2 separate regions of the Homo sapiens genome follow, and region 1 is linked to region 2. A link is a loop called in an ENCODE intact Hi-C map of the cell type or tissue named here. Cell type or tissue: heart right ventricle. All regions are shown on one strand. Each heading gives the region's core, and the rest is flanking DNA. Links, peaks and the distances in the headings are about the cores only. Region 1 overlaps DOCK2 (dedicator of cytokinesis 2). Region 2 overlaps DOCK2 (dedicator of cytokinesis 2).

Region 1 (8,337 bases), core at 326-8,325, 71 kb after region 2:
CCCACCGTCCAGACTAATGATCAGAAACGTGTTTTAACAGCTCCTCCAGGTTACTGGGGGTGCCTGCTCAGGTTTGAGACCTGCTCAACACCTGTGGCTCTTCATGCTGGCTGACAGTTAGCATCACCTGGTAATCATCACCTTTTCATTGCAGTGCCCCACCCACCCCAGACCAATTCAGTCAGAATACTTGGGACAGGGGCCTAGGTATTACTGCTTTTGATGCAAGATTTTTCTTCTCAGTCGCTTTGCAAGCCGGGGACCCCCAGCCAGTGACGCCCTGCCCAGGTCTCACTCAGCCCATCCAGCTCACCAACTATGTTATAGCTTGTACCCATATTCAGCGGTTCCGGATCTCTTGTGCCGCACCCAAGAAGAATGAGGATACGTGGGGCATTGAAGGGTGAGGAGGGCGGAGAATAATTTTCTTGAGCAGTGAAAACGGCTTTCAGTGGGGGGGCGGGGGGATGGTGGGGGGTGGAGGTGGGGCACTGGTTCCCCTACCCCAAGATTGGAAAGTTGTCCCCTCCCCGTCCCTCCCCACACCTTGTGTGACTGGGTCTGGGGCCTTTTATAGACTCAGAATGGGGACTGCCGATTTGTTTGTTAGTACGCAAAAAAAGGTTAAAGGGAAGACACCACTCAAAGGTGGGCATGACAGTGTAGAAAACCAATTAGGAAAAGGTAAGTTTATGTAAAATAAGCGAAGGGTGGGGATCAATCAGAGGAAAGTGTGCCAAATGGTAGGACAAGTTCTCAATCCAGTCTGAGGATTTAACATACAGCTTGACTTTCAGGTTTTAAACTCTTCGGCTTGGAGATGGGGTTTCACCGGGGACCCACCCCATCTTCCTACCCATTTGGCTGACTCCTGCTAGTTTGACTTTTAAAAAGCTCCCCGGGTGGCTTGTAATCCCAGCACTTTGGGAGGCCAAGGCAGGAGGATCACTTGAGGCCAGGGGTTTGAGACCAGCCTGGGCAATATAGTGAAACCCCATCTCTACAAATTAATTAATTAATTAACTAATTAACCAAGTGTGGTGGCTGGTACCTATAGTTGTATCTACTCAGGAGGCAGAAGCAGAAACCTGGCTCAAAAAAAAAAAAAAAAAAACTCTCGAGGTGATATGACTATGCAGGCAATGAGGCAATGTTGAGAGCCGCTATATATTAGAACATGAGAAATTTAGGTACTTTTGGGCCTCTCATTTTCAGTTTAGCTCAAAGTAATCATGGCTACTGAATGCCTCCTATTCATTGAAGAAGCTTTTGAGAAAAGAAGAGAGATTTCCATCTTCATGAGCAGGAGAGGTGAGATGTGAAGCTCACCAAAAGCATCAAAATTTCTACCAAATTCAATGGTGATAACAGTATTTAATAACTCATCCAGCAAAGACAGTTGCTCACCCGGAGAAAGGGGTGGGTTAGTCCCCACAGTCAGAATTCATTATAAGAGCACTGCACTCAGAGGCGGTAAAGAGTGACACGCACCTCCCACACACCTCAAGTCCAGATGCCACAATCCCCCACGGGGAGCTCAGAGCCTCCCACTCACTTCTTGGCTTTGAAGCCCTAAGTATCGAGGGTGTGTAAGACAGCAAGCAGCCTCTTCTCACCAGTGTCTGATGTCAGGGAATGTGCAAAAGGGTGACAGCCTGTCAGGGTAGAGCTCTAGGGGGCCACTCCCCTGGGATGGGCAGAGCCTCAGCATCCTACTTCACAAATAACTGTGAACTGGGGCCATCTTTCCACCAAACCAGGAACTTGACAATTAGCACATTATAACTGGATCCCCCAAACTGGGGGCCACTGGCATATTCCCAAGGACCCACATTTTTTTCCCCATTTAAAGGGATCTGAGCATTACTAAAATGTAAAAAACACTGTGGATTGGCTTTTCAACAGAAAGAGGCAAATTTTTTTTTAAGACAGAGAGTCAGGGTCTGTTCTGTCACCTGGGCTGAAGTGCAGTGGCAAGATCATAGCTCATGGAAACCTTGAACTCCTGGGCTCAAGGAATCCCCTCACCTCAGCCTCTCAAGCAGCTAGGACTATAGGTACATGCCACCACACCCGGCAAATTTCTTTTCTTTTCTTTCCTTTTTTTTTTTTTTTTTGTAGAGACAGAGGTCTTGCAATGTTGCCCAGGCTGGTCTCAAACTCCTGGCCTCAAGTAATCCTCCTCCCTGGGCTACCCAAAATGCTGGGATCACAGGCATGATCAACCTCCCTGGCTGAGGCAACATTATATAGGATGTTACCACAGAAATAATAGACAAACCCTCATGTTTCTACACTATGAGTAAGACTGAAATCTCCCTTTAAAAAAACAATTTTTAAAAAGATCAAATAGCTAAGACTGGAACCAGCTCAACAGCTGGCTACTGAATGTCCTTATAGAAACATCATCACCCTAACATCATCATCTGAATGAATCTAGAATATCTAAGCTTTTGGTTATTATACTGTCTTTCCATTAAATGAGGTAGGAGTAGAAAGAAAAAGACCATGCCTTTGTATCCCCTATGCCTGTGATTACACAGAGTCTGAATCAGACTGACCTGTGTTTGAATTTTGACCCTGACATTTATTTGCTCTATTTATTTGGCCTTGAATGCTAATGAAGTCTATGAATTTCAGGTTTTTCATCTCTAAAATGGGAATAATAAGCCTTAGTATCTAGGATCAGGGTGAGCAGAGAGAATGCGCAGATTGCATTTAGCACAGTGCCTAGAAACCAACAAATAGAGATATGATCATTAATTATTCACCACTGAACACTAGCTGAAGCTTCACCTCCTTTGTGTAGGCTTCCTTGACAAAAATGCTTACGCGCACGCGCGCGCGCACACACACACACACACACACACACACACACACACACACACACACACACTTTGTAGCTCTTGTACCCCAAATATGCATCTAGATTTTAGTCGTTATATATTGGGGATAGGTTTTCTTGTTCCCAGTGCCTAGCGCACACCGGGTATGTCATATGTATTAATATTTCTGCATGAATGAATGAAGCAAGCTATGCATATGTAGTAATAAGACAAGAAGCGGCTTAATTGGGATGGTAAGTGTAGAAAGGAAGAGACAGGAGAAGACAGTATGCAAGGAAATTGATCATAATGGTTGACTATGGATCTGACCAGTAAAGGAACATTGCTCTGCAGAGTTTTCGAATTACAGTCAATAATAGACACAGTTCATTCAGAAAGCTCTTCTCTGAGGATGTTCTAGGGAGGAGAGAGAAAGGGGCAATGCTCACACAAATGCTTAGAAAAAAATGTATTGGTTGTTTGGGTCTATGTAGTCCTCTGAAGCCAGTCCCATCTAAGGACTGAATACCTCCTGGACATTACTCAAGGACAAAGAGGAGCTGCCAGAGGAACCTGGGTCAGATCCAGCACCCTCCTTCCATCTTCCAATGCTTAAGAATTCCAGGCCTGGGTCTAATCACTACCTCTCAGTCTTCACCACCCCATCTGGCTTATCTTCTGCAGATTCAGCCCTTTGGAAGCCCTCCACTTACTCCCACTGAGACTTTCCTTTGGTTTCCGTCCCCAGCTAATCTCTGAATGACGTCTACAAAATACACAGTAACTTCACGGCCACAGGCATCTCCCTACCACCATCCTACTCCACACCCTATCTCTGGAATCTGAGCCCCAGCAATCTGCTCATCCAGGAAGAGGCTTAATCATTTTTGTCATTTCAGAAGGTAACTGAAGAAACAAAACCGAAGTAAATCAGCTAAGAAAGCAGACACGAGAGTTTTCTTGCTGTCTAGGCATAGGAAACTCCTCCTCCCACCCCTGCAAACTAGGGCGTGAGTACGTGGACAAGCCATCTTAAAAGGCTGCAATAATGTCTATACCCACATTCTGAGAAAGCCTGGCCAACAAGACACACAGAGACAAAATGCTAACATGATTAACTCCAGTCCCCTAGCCATCCTTCACAGCAATGGGGGTTAGTCACAGGAAAAGTAGGCCTGCTGAGCAAGCCGTTGACTTTTATCTTTAGACTCCAGCTGCTATCCATCAGTATCAATATTTCACAATGTAATCAACTTAGCCCTAGTCTGAGTCCAGGATATCTACATCATCAGGAGGACTCACCGCATCCTGGTAGCTAAGGACTTCCAAGATGCTGTTGAGCAATTCAACGCAGTACTTCCTCTCCAGGACCTGGTGTTGCATGTCATCCTTCTGCTCCAGCAGCTCCTTCAGCTCTTTGGTGATGACAGGAAGCAGAATGTCCCGGCATTCTGGAATAAAGACAGTTCAGAGTAGTGTAGAATTCCTCATTTTTTAGTTTCTTTTCTTTCATATATGCATACAATGTTTCATTAAATAAATAGTTCATGAAGACATTCTCCTTGTAAAAAATTAAAATATTAAAGATTAGGTTAAGATTTCCTGAGAACATCATTCACAATTCTAGTCCCTTTTCTAACCCTTCCTACCCAGAGGCAACCAGTTATTTTATTCTGTATATTCTAGTATGTTCTATATATTTTATATATACACATACATATAAAAATGTGCCATATGAAATATCTAGTGTTATTTTAACTTTGCATTTCATTTAAGTCTATTACTGTCACTATAAACTTCCAAGACCCTTTTATACAATTTTACTTATGTGTTTATCAGTATAAAACATATAGTTATTTTGGCTTTGTTTCCATTTTATACAAGGGGACCATGATGTATATATTACTCTGAACCTTGATTTTTTTTCACTCACTAATATTTCTTGGAGCACTTTCTGTATTATCACATTTAGGGACCAACTTAGTTATTTTTAACTGTTTTATAGTACTCCTTATCATGGATGTATTTTTCTATTCAGCCATACCTGTACTACTGAACATTCTTCTCTGGTACAGACAGTACAAAATGAACAACCTTCCACTTGCATCCTTCTGCACATTGCTTTCATTTACCAGCATGGCCAACGTGGCGAAAACCTGTCTCTACTAGAAATACTAAAATTAGTTGGGCATGGTGACATGCGCCTGTAATCCCAGCTCTTTGGGAGGCTGAGGCAGGAGAATCACTTGAACCCAGGAAATGGAGGTTGCAGTGAGCTGAGATGGTGCCACTGCACTCCAGCCTGGGTAACAGAGTGAGACTGCATCTCAAAAAAAGAAAGAAAGAAATTAAAACTTTTGCAGAGAAGGGTATGTCTCTTGACATTGCTGTTTCAGGGAAATTTCTGGAAGGTTCTGAAGCCCTTCGCAGCTTTGTCTCCATATTTCCCTTGAAAACAGAAAACCTTGAGGAAAAAAAAAAAATCCAAACATGTGTCAAGCTGCCCCGACTCAGATGCTGCTTGAGCTGCAATATGAATCATACACACCAGGATATCATTTTAAATCTAACAAATAGATGTTGGACATCTTTAATGTGAAGATACTCTCCTTATCAAGGTACAGAGATAAGATGTGGTTCTGCCCATTAGGTACTTAAAAACTGACAGAGGTGATTACAGGAAAAAAAAAAAAAAAGCAAAACCAATGAACAATGGCAGAAATTAGAATAAGACAAAGGTCAGAAGAGGTAGAGGACATCTCTTATTCTGTCAGCCCAAGAGCTACACCCACTCCTTCTGGCACAGCACCCTGACTGTACGTGGGGGAGTCATACTGTCATGGGCTATAATCCTGAGAAGCTGTCATAGGCTCCCTGCCTTCCCCTGGAGAAGGGCTGGACACCTGGCCCCAATTAGGATGGCCTCCTGAAATCTGAATCTTGAGGGAACGTTCATAATGATAACTGCCAACGGTACTAATACACAGTATTTTGAGTGCTTACAATGTGCTAGGCACTGTTGCAAGTGTCGTGCATGAATCATCTCAGTAAATTCTCCTAGTGACTAAGGGAGGTAGACACTATTATTTCCCCGTTTTGCTGATGAGGAAACAAAGGGACTTGTCATGTGTACACAGCTAGTAAGTGGTAAATCCAGCCCGACTGCAGAGACTGTGCTCTTAAGCACTACATGAAATGTGCAGTCTTGGCTGGGCATGGTGGCCTACGCCTGTAATCTCAGCACTTTGGGAGGCTAAGGCAGGTGGATCACTTGAGGTCAGGAGTGTCAGACCAGCCTGGCCAATATGGTGAAACCCCAAGTCTACTAAAAAAAAAAAAAAAAAAAAAAAAAAAAAAAAAAACCCAAAACTATCTGGGCATGGTGGCAGGCACCTGTAATCCCAGCGACTCAGGAGGCTGAGGCAGGAGAATAGCTTAAGCCAGGCAGAAGCTTAAACCAGGGAGGCAGAAATTGCAGTGAGCCAAGGTCACACAACTGCACTCCAGCCTGGGCAACAGAGCTAGACTCCATCTCAAAAAAAAAAAAAAAAAAAAAAAAAAAAAGAAAGAAAGAAAAGAAAAAAGAAAAAGAAAAAAGAAATATGTAGTCTCTCAGGCTCCGCTTTCATCCCAGAAGTGCCCCAAGGAGGCTGCCCAGGGGCACATGCTGAGTCCCCTCTCCCTCCAAGATTCTGAGTCTCTCCTCTCCGATAACTAGTTCCTCAGCATTTCCTCTGATTCTATGGATTATTCCCTTTCTTCTAAATACATTTGTTTTTACTTAAATTTACCAGAGTAGGATTCTGTTGCTTGAAACCAAAGAGTCCCAATTTACAGAGTCACAAAACAAATTGAATGCTTCAGAAGCCCTCTCATGAGCTCTGGTCAGAAGGTTCATAGAAGACTTTATAGGATCTAATAAGAGTATATCCCTTCTCTCAGAGCCAAATCTCAGTTTTTAATTAAATTCCAATAAACGTAATTAATGTCCATTCATCCCACTAAAGATTAAGCTCCATGAGAGCTGAACTAATATTCAAGTGCCTGATACAGTACCTGGTTCATAGCAGTGAGTCAGTAAATCTTGGCTGAATGAATGGAGGAGGTGGCATTTGAGACAGTCCGTGACAAGTGGATAATATTGCAATAGGAAGAGTGAGGATTTAGGGAACACTGGTGGTTTAGAGAATATAAATCTAGGGTTATATTCTCTTGGAAGGAGAATAATGAAAGATAACACTTAAAAGAAGTGTTCTTAATTGCAATGGAAGTGTCAGTTCTATGGAAACAGAAAATTATAGATGACAAAAATTTTGATTCTGCTTTGCTTAAAATTGTAGATAGAATCATAGGCCACAGCTTTAATGACACTTTATGAGAAATTTGGACTGAAGATATTGTTGGGGCTGAGCATGGTAGCTCACTCCTATAATTGCAGCACTTTGGGAGGTGGAGGCAGTAGGATAACTTGAGCCCAGGAGTTCAAGACCAGCCTGGGCAACATAGGAAGACCCCATCTCTACCAAAAATTTAAAAATTAGCTGGGCATAGTGATGGATGCCTGTAGTCCCAGCTACTCAGGAGGCTGAAGTGAGAAGATCAGAGCCCAGGAAGTAAAGGCTGCAGTTAGCCATGATCACACCGCTACACACCAGCCTGGGCGACAGAGTGAGACCCTGTCTCAAAAGAAAAAAAAACCAACTCGTTGGCCTAAGGACTTTTGAGAGTACAATACATTGATTAGCCACTACCCTTTGTTTAGAAAGATAAGGAAGAAAGTTGGAGAAAATATATCTATTACTTTATCAATTACCCTATTACTTAAGTTAAATATTTAGTCCATATCTTGCCATCATAAAGTTGAGATTTTCATCCAGATGTATTTATTAAGCAGGGTAAAAAAATGTCTTACAATATTCATTAAAAAGTTTATTTTAAAAGTTATCTTCTCTTTTTTCTTTTGCCTGGCTAAAAGTTATCTTCAAAAGGATGTGAACTTGTAATTTTGCAATCTTTTGTTTGCTAGAGGGAAATTAGGTGTTGAAATTCTTGTTGTAGAAAAACCAGGTGAGTTCATCTGAAGTGGTAAATGCTTTGTCATTGGGATACGAATAACTTCCCTAACTTAATGATACTTAGCTTCCCAATTATGCCTTCATTGATGTGATAATTAAGCCCAACCAGAAGATAAAAATTGTGCATTATCTTACTAAGTTAGATAAAGTGGTAAAGTCTTCCTCTTTGAAAAGTAAAATAAGAGATTCTAAAAAAGGAGATTTAAAATACAACAGAAAGTCTTGTTTTTCCACAGTCCTCTGGGTAAAAGGGAGTCACCAAAAGATGTGCCTTCAGGAAATCTGTGTCACTGCAGTGAAGATGCCATGGTGATGACAATCCAGGTGATGACAATGAGTATAAGAGTGCGCAGGTTGTCCCCTAGATTCCCAGCTTCTGACATAACGTATTTGGATTCTGCTGAAGCTAAAGATTTGATAAACTCTTGAAGCAAGGT
Region 2 (8,337 bases), core at 8-8,007:
CTTTGTTCAACACCATTGACCAAGAGGCAACTCCATAAAGATATCACAATCCCTCTTGACTTTCTCTTCATATGCCAAATAAGCTACTGATTCCAACTGCTCAATCCAACCCCTTCACTCCAATTCCTCTGCCGCAGGTTCAGAAAAGGCTCTCATCATTTGTCACTTGAACGTGAATTGACCTTTTTGACACAGGTCTCTTTTCCCTTATCTCAAGTAATCCTCCATGCAGATTGCTAACTTGCACCTGAAAAATAGAATCTGACCATGTCACTCCCCCGCTAAACAATCTTGTCCTGATTCAGGTAGTCTGTGGCTCCTCTCCAGCCATGGGGAACTAGGTGCTCAGCTGGTGGTTCTGTCATTCCTCTGTGCCTTTACATAAGTTCCTTTGCTTTCCTGGGACGTCTTTTCTGCCCTGCTTTGTGTGGATATTTCTTAGTCTTGCAGCTTAAATGTCAGTTATCTGGACAACCTCACAATCCAATCCTTCCCCAGAAGGACCCCCATGCCATGAGCCCTCATCTGCTAGGTCACTGATCCTATTGCATTGTAATATGGTGTTTATAAGTTTCTTTCCTTCAGCAAATGGCTAGTCTCTCAAAGTCATGGATCAGTGTCTCATACATACTTGGTGCTCAGTAGGTTCTTATTAAAGAAAGAAATGACTCTATTAACTAGGAGAGGAAGGAAAACCAGTAGTGGACTTGAGACAGCTGTTTAAATTGTCCAGAAGTAAAGTCATTGTTACTATTAGTGTACACCACCACTCCTGGGTGAGGAAATGAAGGATTAAGCAAATATTCTTATTAGGAAGGAGGGCTTCTATGTAACTGGTTCTCAATGGGTCTTTTTAAGCTGAATGTAAGCCCGTAGGTTGCCAGTTTCAAAATAACTGGAATGCCACATACTTTCAACAAGAGAGAACCTTTCTTTGATGACTCAGAGAGCTTGCTGCACTTTCATAGGACATTGAAACCCTTGTTCTTCCAGGCCATCAGACATTATTGCCCAGGACTTCTGTCCTGACTGTAGTGGGAAAGGCAAAGTTTGACTGTGGGGAACCACAAAACTCCCTCCAGGTGAAAATATCTCCCTTCTCTGGTGTCTGAATTGTCCCAGTGATCTCTTTGGGAGAATGAGTTAGAACATCAGATCTTCAGGTTCTCTTGCTAAATGTCTAATGCTAAATATCAAAACCCAGGCTTGTAGGCAAAATAATGCCTAAGGTGTCCACATCCTACAGACCCTCTGCATATGTGACCTTATTTGGCAAAAGGGACTTTGCAGATGAAATGAAGTGAAGGACTTCAAAGGAGGAGAGCAGGGTGGGTTGTCTGGTGGGCCCAGTGTAATCACAAGGGCCGCAGAGAAAGAGGGAGGCCAGAGGATCAGAGTCAGAGAAGGAGATGTGACGCCAGAGGCAAAGGTCAGAGTGCCGTGGTCACAAGCCAGGAGGCATGGCAGACCCCAAAAGTGAGAGAAGGCAAGGGATGTTTTCTCTCCTAGAGCCTCCAGAAAGAGCACAGCTCTGCTGACACTCTGATTTACAGCTCTGGAGGACTTCTGCCCTCCAGAACTGTAAGAGTAAAATCTATGTTGTTTTAAGCCATTAAATTTGTGGTAATTTCAACAAAGGGACATAAGTACACTCAGAATAAATCCTCATAATTGGAGGCCAGTTTATTTGCCTTTAACTGATGATTTTTACAATGATAACAGCTGACGAAAGAGATCTGTTGGGCTGAAACTTAAGGGAAAGAAAGAAGAGAGCTACCACTTACCGAGGATCCATTATTTACTGATCACTTGAAGTACCTTTTGTTTTCACACTTAATCCTCACAATGATGAGATTGATTAAAGTACCCCCATGTTACAGATGAAGGAACTGTTGCTCAGGAAGGGTCAGGCACTTGCTCAACATTCAGATTAGGCAATTGAAGCTGAGAGAGGCGAGGCACTTGCACAATTATTCTGGAAATAGTAATTGCAACGGCCACAGCAGAACACAGTTCTGTCTTCCAACAAGCCAGATTCCACAGCATGCTGCCTTCCAGATGCCAGACTCATCTGAAGGATATTAGGTCTCAGTGGAATGTTCGATTGTCACTGAGTTCCACTCAGCCAAGGGCATCGTGAGGGTTTACATTGAAGATGTAGGCCCTAGACAGTGCTCCCAAAGCGTGGTCGTGGACCATCTGCATCGGAACCTCCTGGGTGTCTATGGAAACTTGTTGCTGGGTTTCAGCCCCAAAGCCACTGAATCAGAGAGTGTGGGGTGGAGGATGGGAATCCGCAGTTGCAGCAAGCTCCCTGGGAATGGTTGGTTCAAATAAAGCAGAAGGATTTTTTTAGGTAAAAAATCAGGGTCTTGAAAGAAGATACTTGATTTACTAGAAAGTTTTGTGACAACCAGCCCATGAATAAAAAATACTTGCTTGTAAAATAGCCCAGAGAGTAGCTTTAGTTCTTACTACATCTTTGGAAAGATGAATTACCTTTCTGCTTGGCTTTGATTTTAGGGTTAGATGATCATATATAGACCTAATTATATATGTTGGGTAAAGGTGAGAATGGAGGCAAGGGCGAGGGAAGGAAGAGAGAGGAGAGGATTACTCATGGAGCAGGCATATCTTCTGATGCCTCCTGTTTCCAATGAGAAGAGAAAAGGAGTCCCTCTCAGGCCTTTCTGGGGCCCAGGCTTACATTATGCAATACTTGGGAGATTCAGCTGTAACCGTTCCTTCCTCCCACCTCTCTCAGTCCCTCAGGCCTCATCTGAGATCAGAAACTGATTGGCAATCCAGGCTGACATTTTTCCTCCAACAAAGGTTGAGAGTAATTAAAGCCTAATTCTGCTCCCTGGCCAAGGGACCAAACGCTAAGAACGGCCCTCTGGTGGGCCCTAGAGGGTCAACAGCAGACACGTGTAAAAGGTGGGTGTCCAAATGCTGACCATTACCACTACATTCCCACTTCAGGATAGGGGTATGGTCACCCCTTGCTTGGGAACCAAGGACCATGCATGAAGCTAAATGCCACGCAGAATCTGCCACCACCACCCGCTCATTTTCCATTTTCTCAAACTCCACAGACCACCAATTGCTTTTTTTTTTTTTTTTTTTTTTGAGACAGAGTCTCACTGTCGCCTAGGCTGGAGTGCAGTTGCACAATCTCGGCTCACTGCAACCTCTGCCTCCCAGGTTTAAGCGATTTTTCTGCCTCAGCCTCCTGAGTAGCTGGGATTATAGGTGCCCGCCACCACACCCAGCTAATTTTTGTATTATTAGTAGAGACGGGGTTTCACCATGTTGGCCAGGCTGGTCTTGAACCCCTGACCTCAAGTGATCCACTGACCTTGGCCTCCCAAAGTGTTGGGATTACAGGCATGAGCCACCACACCCGGCCGCTTTTTTATTTTAATCATTATTGATGCATCCACTCATAAATTCTTCTGGACCAGACAGAGAAGAACTTATGGATTCTGTAAAGGAGATTCTCTGCAAGAGCCTCCCTTTGTATCTAGCAACCAGCATTCTCGTTCCTAGCACGTCCCCCTCACAGTTTTCATATTCAGAGTATGACAAGGAGGCTCCCTGGAATGCAGGCCAAAGCCTCACAGCTGTGCACCCTGCAAGAGAAAAGCAAGGGCTTCACATCACTGAGGAGAGAGAGGCTCCAGAGAGCTGTGTGAGCCGCTTGAGGTCACACGGTTGGAGGTCTGAGAGTGCTTCTGGGAGTTTCCTTCTTGGTTAAGCGATTTGGCCACTGAGCTCTGGCCTTGCCTGCCACTCAAAGCTATTACCTAACCAGAGAAAAAGGCATTTCTCTAGAAATGCAATATGCACTCAGTCCTATGGGTTTAGCAGCCAACTTTTCACTTAAATTGTTTAGTATTTTCCTTTCATCTGCTTATGACAGTGTCCCAGCGTGGAGCCAGGTGAACTCTTGAGAACCTTGTCTTCCAGCCACAGTCCTCCCTCTGGCCAGCAATGAAGTCCACAGTAAAAAATAATGATAAAGGCACACAGCATATCTGTTATTCTAGTAATCACAGATGCATTTGCAGCTCTCATCAAATTCCAATATGGACTGAGCCACACTATTTCAAATGCTGGGCCGTGAACGTCATAGCAATGCCCTCGAGCATCTCCAAAACAACCAATAGCAAACACAGCTTAAATGTCTCTTTGGGAAACAGCTATGAAGTTTGGGGTACATGTAAAATGTAAAAGGTAAAATTTCTCTGAGTCCCAACAGGAGATTCCCAAGACATTTTTCTCTATTCCCTGATTCTCTTGAATGGCTTTACCCCTTTCTTTTTCTCCCTAGAGTGTAAAGGAAAAGAAGTAGGATTTACAGCATCAGCAATTTATCTGTAATAAAAAATGAAACCTATTTTAATGCATTAATAGCAAAAGAGGCTGACACATGCCATAAATATAAAATTACACGAGTTGAATATTTCAGAGGAATAACAAATGAGTGGCTGCTGGCACAGAGGCCACAGGTGATCACAGAGTGATCCGATCTTTATTTCTCCATCAAGTTAGTGTAATAATCATTACCATTTGTTGAATCAGCCACTGCACTAGGCATTTTGCCCAACACTATATGTCTATCGTTTCATTCCAGACTCCTAACCATCCTAAAATGTGGATAGGATTAACATTCCCATTTTACAGATGAGGAAACTGAGGCTCAGAGAGGTTAAGTGATCTGCCCAAGATCCCAGGGAGCCAGGGCTCAAAACTAGGTCCTACTTTCAGAAGACTTTCCTGTCCCTTCCCCTCTTTCCTTGTGACCTTGCATCGTCAGTGAATAAGTGTGTTAACTTTCTCGGAGATGATCTACCCTTTCTGAGGGTTTCACATGCAGATCTTACTGGCACAGAGTCACAGAACCCAAAACACAGATTTCTTTCAGATATAGCTATCAGCAGAGATTTCTGCAGCTTGATCCCATTTATATACATGCCAAGAAGAGAACCTGTGATTTTCTGAAGACCCAACAGCAGATAGATGCCCTAGGAGAAGGGGTAGACTTGCCAATTTGAAATAGCTGCAAGTTGTGAAGCACAAAATTAAACCCTATAAAAAATGAGCAAACTTGTCATTAGGAGAAAGTTTTAGGAACAATATCCCTTCCAGGCTGGGGAGAGAAAAACATACAAACTAAAGTTCCTGTGATCCGAGACTGTAATTCTTCCCCAGAGATGCCTTCCAAAGTGTCATGATTTATCCAAATGGACGAGAACCAAACTACTCTCGCTGCATCCATTGATTCTTACAGCTAATTCTTTAAAAGAGAAAGTTGCAGGAGGTCAGTAAATCAGTGGTGCACCTGGGTTCTGTAGAAACAGGGACCACAGAAATGTTCCAACAAGAGATGAAGAAGAAGTGGAGGGGAATTTGGAAGATGGTTTGTCTTCAGGGAGACGCCATGAATCATTCACTTCTCGGCCAACTTGCTTAGAGTGTAGTTGATGGCAGTGGCTTGTTGGCATGCCTGTTTATAAAAGAGCAGGACCCACTGCTGAGAAGGAAGTGCAAAATGGCTCACTGGAGACATCAGCAGGCTATACCAGACCCAAGATTGCTGACCCCAGATATTATCTTCAATAGGCTGCCTCCTTAGAAGGAGAGCACCTTTTTTGGGTATGCAGCCTCCCTTTCAAGGCTGCCCTGAAATTGAGAAAGAGTATTCCAAGGTGGACTGGTCAGCTGGTCCATAAAGCGTCCCCCATGCACCCCAGCCCTAGTTTAGGTCTGGTTCCACAGGGGACTGTGAGGTCATCCAGGAGCACCAGGCCTTGGCCACCACCTCCACCCCCACCACCCTACATATTTTGCAATCAGAATTTCATACAGATGCAGATTACTATGTTATTTCAGTCCAGTGCATCTTAGTGTAGAAGCTTTGGGGCTAGACTGTCAGGGTTCGGATTCTGACTCTGTCACTTATATTTACATGCCCTTGGCAGAATATTTAACCTCTCTTTGCCTCAGTTTTCTCATTTATAAAATGAAGGTAATATTATTTATCCCATGGGATTGTGAGAATTCATGAGAGAAGGAGTGTAAACTTGTAGCATAGTGTCTAGCACATAGATTTCATTCCATAAATGACCATCATTCTTTTTATCATAATTATTATTTTTGCCCATTTAAATTACCATGTATCCTAATCTAATGTGGCCCAGGTACTCTCTTTTTGTTTCTTCTCCTTAGAATAAAATGCTGGAAAGAGTTAGGTCCATGGCTAAAACATTTGGTCCTTCTTTAAGCAGAAAAATCAAAGGACTAGGTATCAGGAAACTAGGTGAATAGACTGAATGTTTGTGTACCCTTCAAATTCAGATTAATTCCTAATGCCCCATGTGATGATATTTGGAGGTAGAAACTTTGGAAGGTGATTAGGTCATGAACTTGGAGTCCTCGTGAATGGGATTAGTGCCCTTATAAAGAGAACTCAGAGAGGTCCCTCTCCCCTTTCTGCCACGTGAGGACACAGCAAGGGAATACAGCTGTCTGTAGACCAGGAAGAGGGCCCTTACCAGACACCCAACTAACAGCACTTTGATTTTCAACTTCCCACCTCCAGAACTGTGAGAAATAAAGTGTATGTATGTATGTATAAGCCACCCAGTCTGTAGTATTTTGTTATAGCAACCCAAGCAGACTAAGACATAGGGTTTAGATTCTGCTTGTAACTTACAGTATGACTTCCCTTTGCCAACTTGCTTGTCTGTTTAAATGGGCAACAACCTTCCTATCTTCCTGGGCTATCATGAGGATAAAATAAAAACACAGACCTAATGCTAAATGATGAGTTAATGGGTGCAGCATACCAACATGGCACATGTTTACATGTGTAACAAACCTGCACATTGTGCACATGTACCCTAAAACTTAAAGTATAATAATAATAAAATTTTAAAAAATCAAAAAATTAAAAAAAGAAGAAAAAAACCCACAGATCTAAAATACTTTGCAAATTCAAAAGTTATATACAACTGAGAGGCTTCTGTTATTTCTTTCTACATCAATTTTTATCTCCTTTTGGCTCACCCAACTTCAGTTTACCCAGCCAAGATCCTGCATCCAGAACCTCGCTCTGTTGTTTGCTCATGAGCTTATCTATTTTTTGCTATTTGTTACTCACTGTTTCTTCTTCCAGCCAAGTCATGACTTGGGGCTCTTGCTGCTTCCAATTACCTAGAAAAACATCTTTCTGCTTTTCAGCGAGCATGATGGCTGGAGCACTGATCTGTAAGCCAGATTAGTGAGGTACCCCCAAGAGGGAAACCTGAAAGTTCTTACCATTTCTGGTTTACACATAGCTCACTCTCTAAATGCAACGTGGCTCCGTGTTCAGACATCTCCTTGGATGTGAAGGGCTCTAAGGCACCTCAGGCAGTTAACTGAGCATCCCTAAACCACAGGTCCCATGTCCCATGCATCCTCAGGAAGACCAACTCACATACCATGAATGCCCTGGACTATCTCAAGGGCTCGTGTCCGGAATTTTGCATTGTAACAATTTCTTAACTACTATTTGCCCTCCACTGTAAGCCAGGGTTCTGCAAACTCAGCACTCTGCACCTATCTTCCTTCTTACGATCCTGCATGGAATATACAGCATATGTGAAATATGGATGGTGGAAGATGGTAAGGATGGGAGGGTACAGAGAGTAGGTGGAAGCAGTGAAAGCGAGGTGAGGTCAGAAAAGTTATTGGTGTGCTATTTGGATCCTTGGGCTGAAACCCAAAGCAGAGAGTCTCTCCCACTGTCTGCAAACAACGCTCTGCTAAGAATTAACTTCAATTTTCACCAAGTTGGCAACTTACTCCTTTTTGCAAGGGGTTGCTAAGCATGGTGTAGTAGCTAAGTAAGAAGTAGAAATGCATCTTCTCTTTTCTACCCAGCCTCAAGATAAAAAGCAGATGAGAGGGCTCTGTCCCTCCCCATTTATAAGGCAGCTGCCACCAAAGCAAAATATACTCCCTCTCCTCCCTTCCAAACTGTAGTGTGTCAAACGGATGAATAAAAAGAAAAGTGGCAATTTTCCTTTATGTTAATAAATTGCTTTGGCCTAAAAAACATTAATCAATTTCTTTCCGAAGCACACACACTTCTCCATATTCTGCTATTTGCCTGGCCTTGAAAAGAAAGTTACTTTCAATCCCCTTTAAATTGTTCAAGACCAGTGGGGGCAGTCACAAGAGGGGAGTGGGGAGCTCCCTAAATCCCAGTGATTATAATGAAACCCTGCTGTGTTTCCATAGAAACATAAAGAGTGTGTTCTTCCCTGAATGTAGATGGTGGGGAGGGGT

The links. Hi-C counts contacts between places; a loop is a spot of excess contacts. Peaks named below come from ENCODE experiments on the same cell type or tissue, not always from the same donor. Only the 100,000 strongest peaks of a DNase experiment are listed, where the experiment ranks them.
Region 1: it touches region 2 in a loop (2.3-fold over the local background); 2 of 110 quality-filtered maps call a loop at or near these places.

What each region holds. Positions count from the first base shown.
Region 1 is chr5:169,798,997-169,807,333 of GRCh38, reverse strand. DOCK2 (dedicator of cytokinesis 2) reads right to left here. Exons shown (of 52, transcript NM_004946.3): 26 at 4,128-4,276. Among named protein-coding and RNA genes, the nearest start is that of DOCK2, 170 kb to the right of the region's middle. RefSeq lists enhancers at 1,784-1,833, 1,964-2,013. In heart right ventricle, for the core only: no CTCF peak of the experiment used is centred there; DNase peaks (open chromatin) are centred at 3,405 and 4,193; H3K27ac peaks cover 755 bases; H3K27me3 peaks cover 451 bases.
Region 2 is chr5:169,869,203-169,877,539 of GRCh38, reverse strand. All of the region lies in intron 27 of DOCK2 (dedicator of cytokinesis 2), which reads right to left. All of the region lies in intron 3 of INSYN2B (inhibitory synaptic factor family member 2B), which reads left to right. Among named protein-coding and RNA genes, the nearest start is that of INSYN2B, 110 kb to the left of the region's middle. In heart right ventricle, for the core only: no CTCF peak of the experiment used is centred there; a DNase peak (open chromatin) is centred at 3,664; H3K27ac peaks cover 713 bases.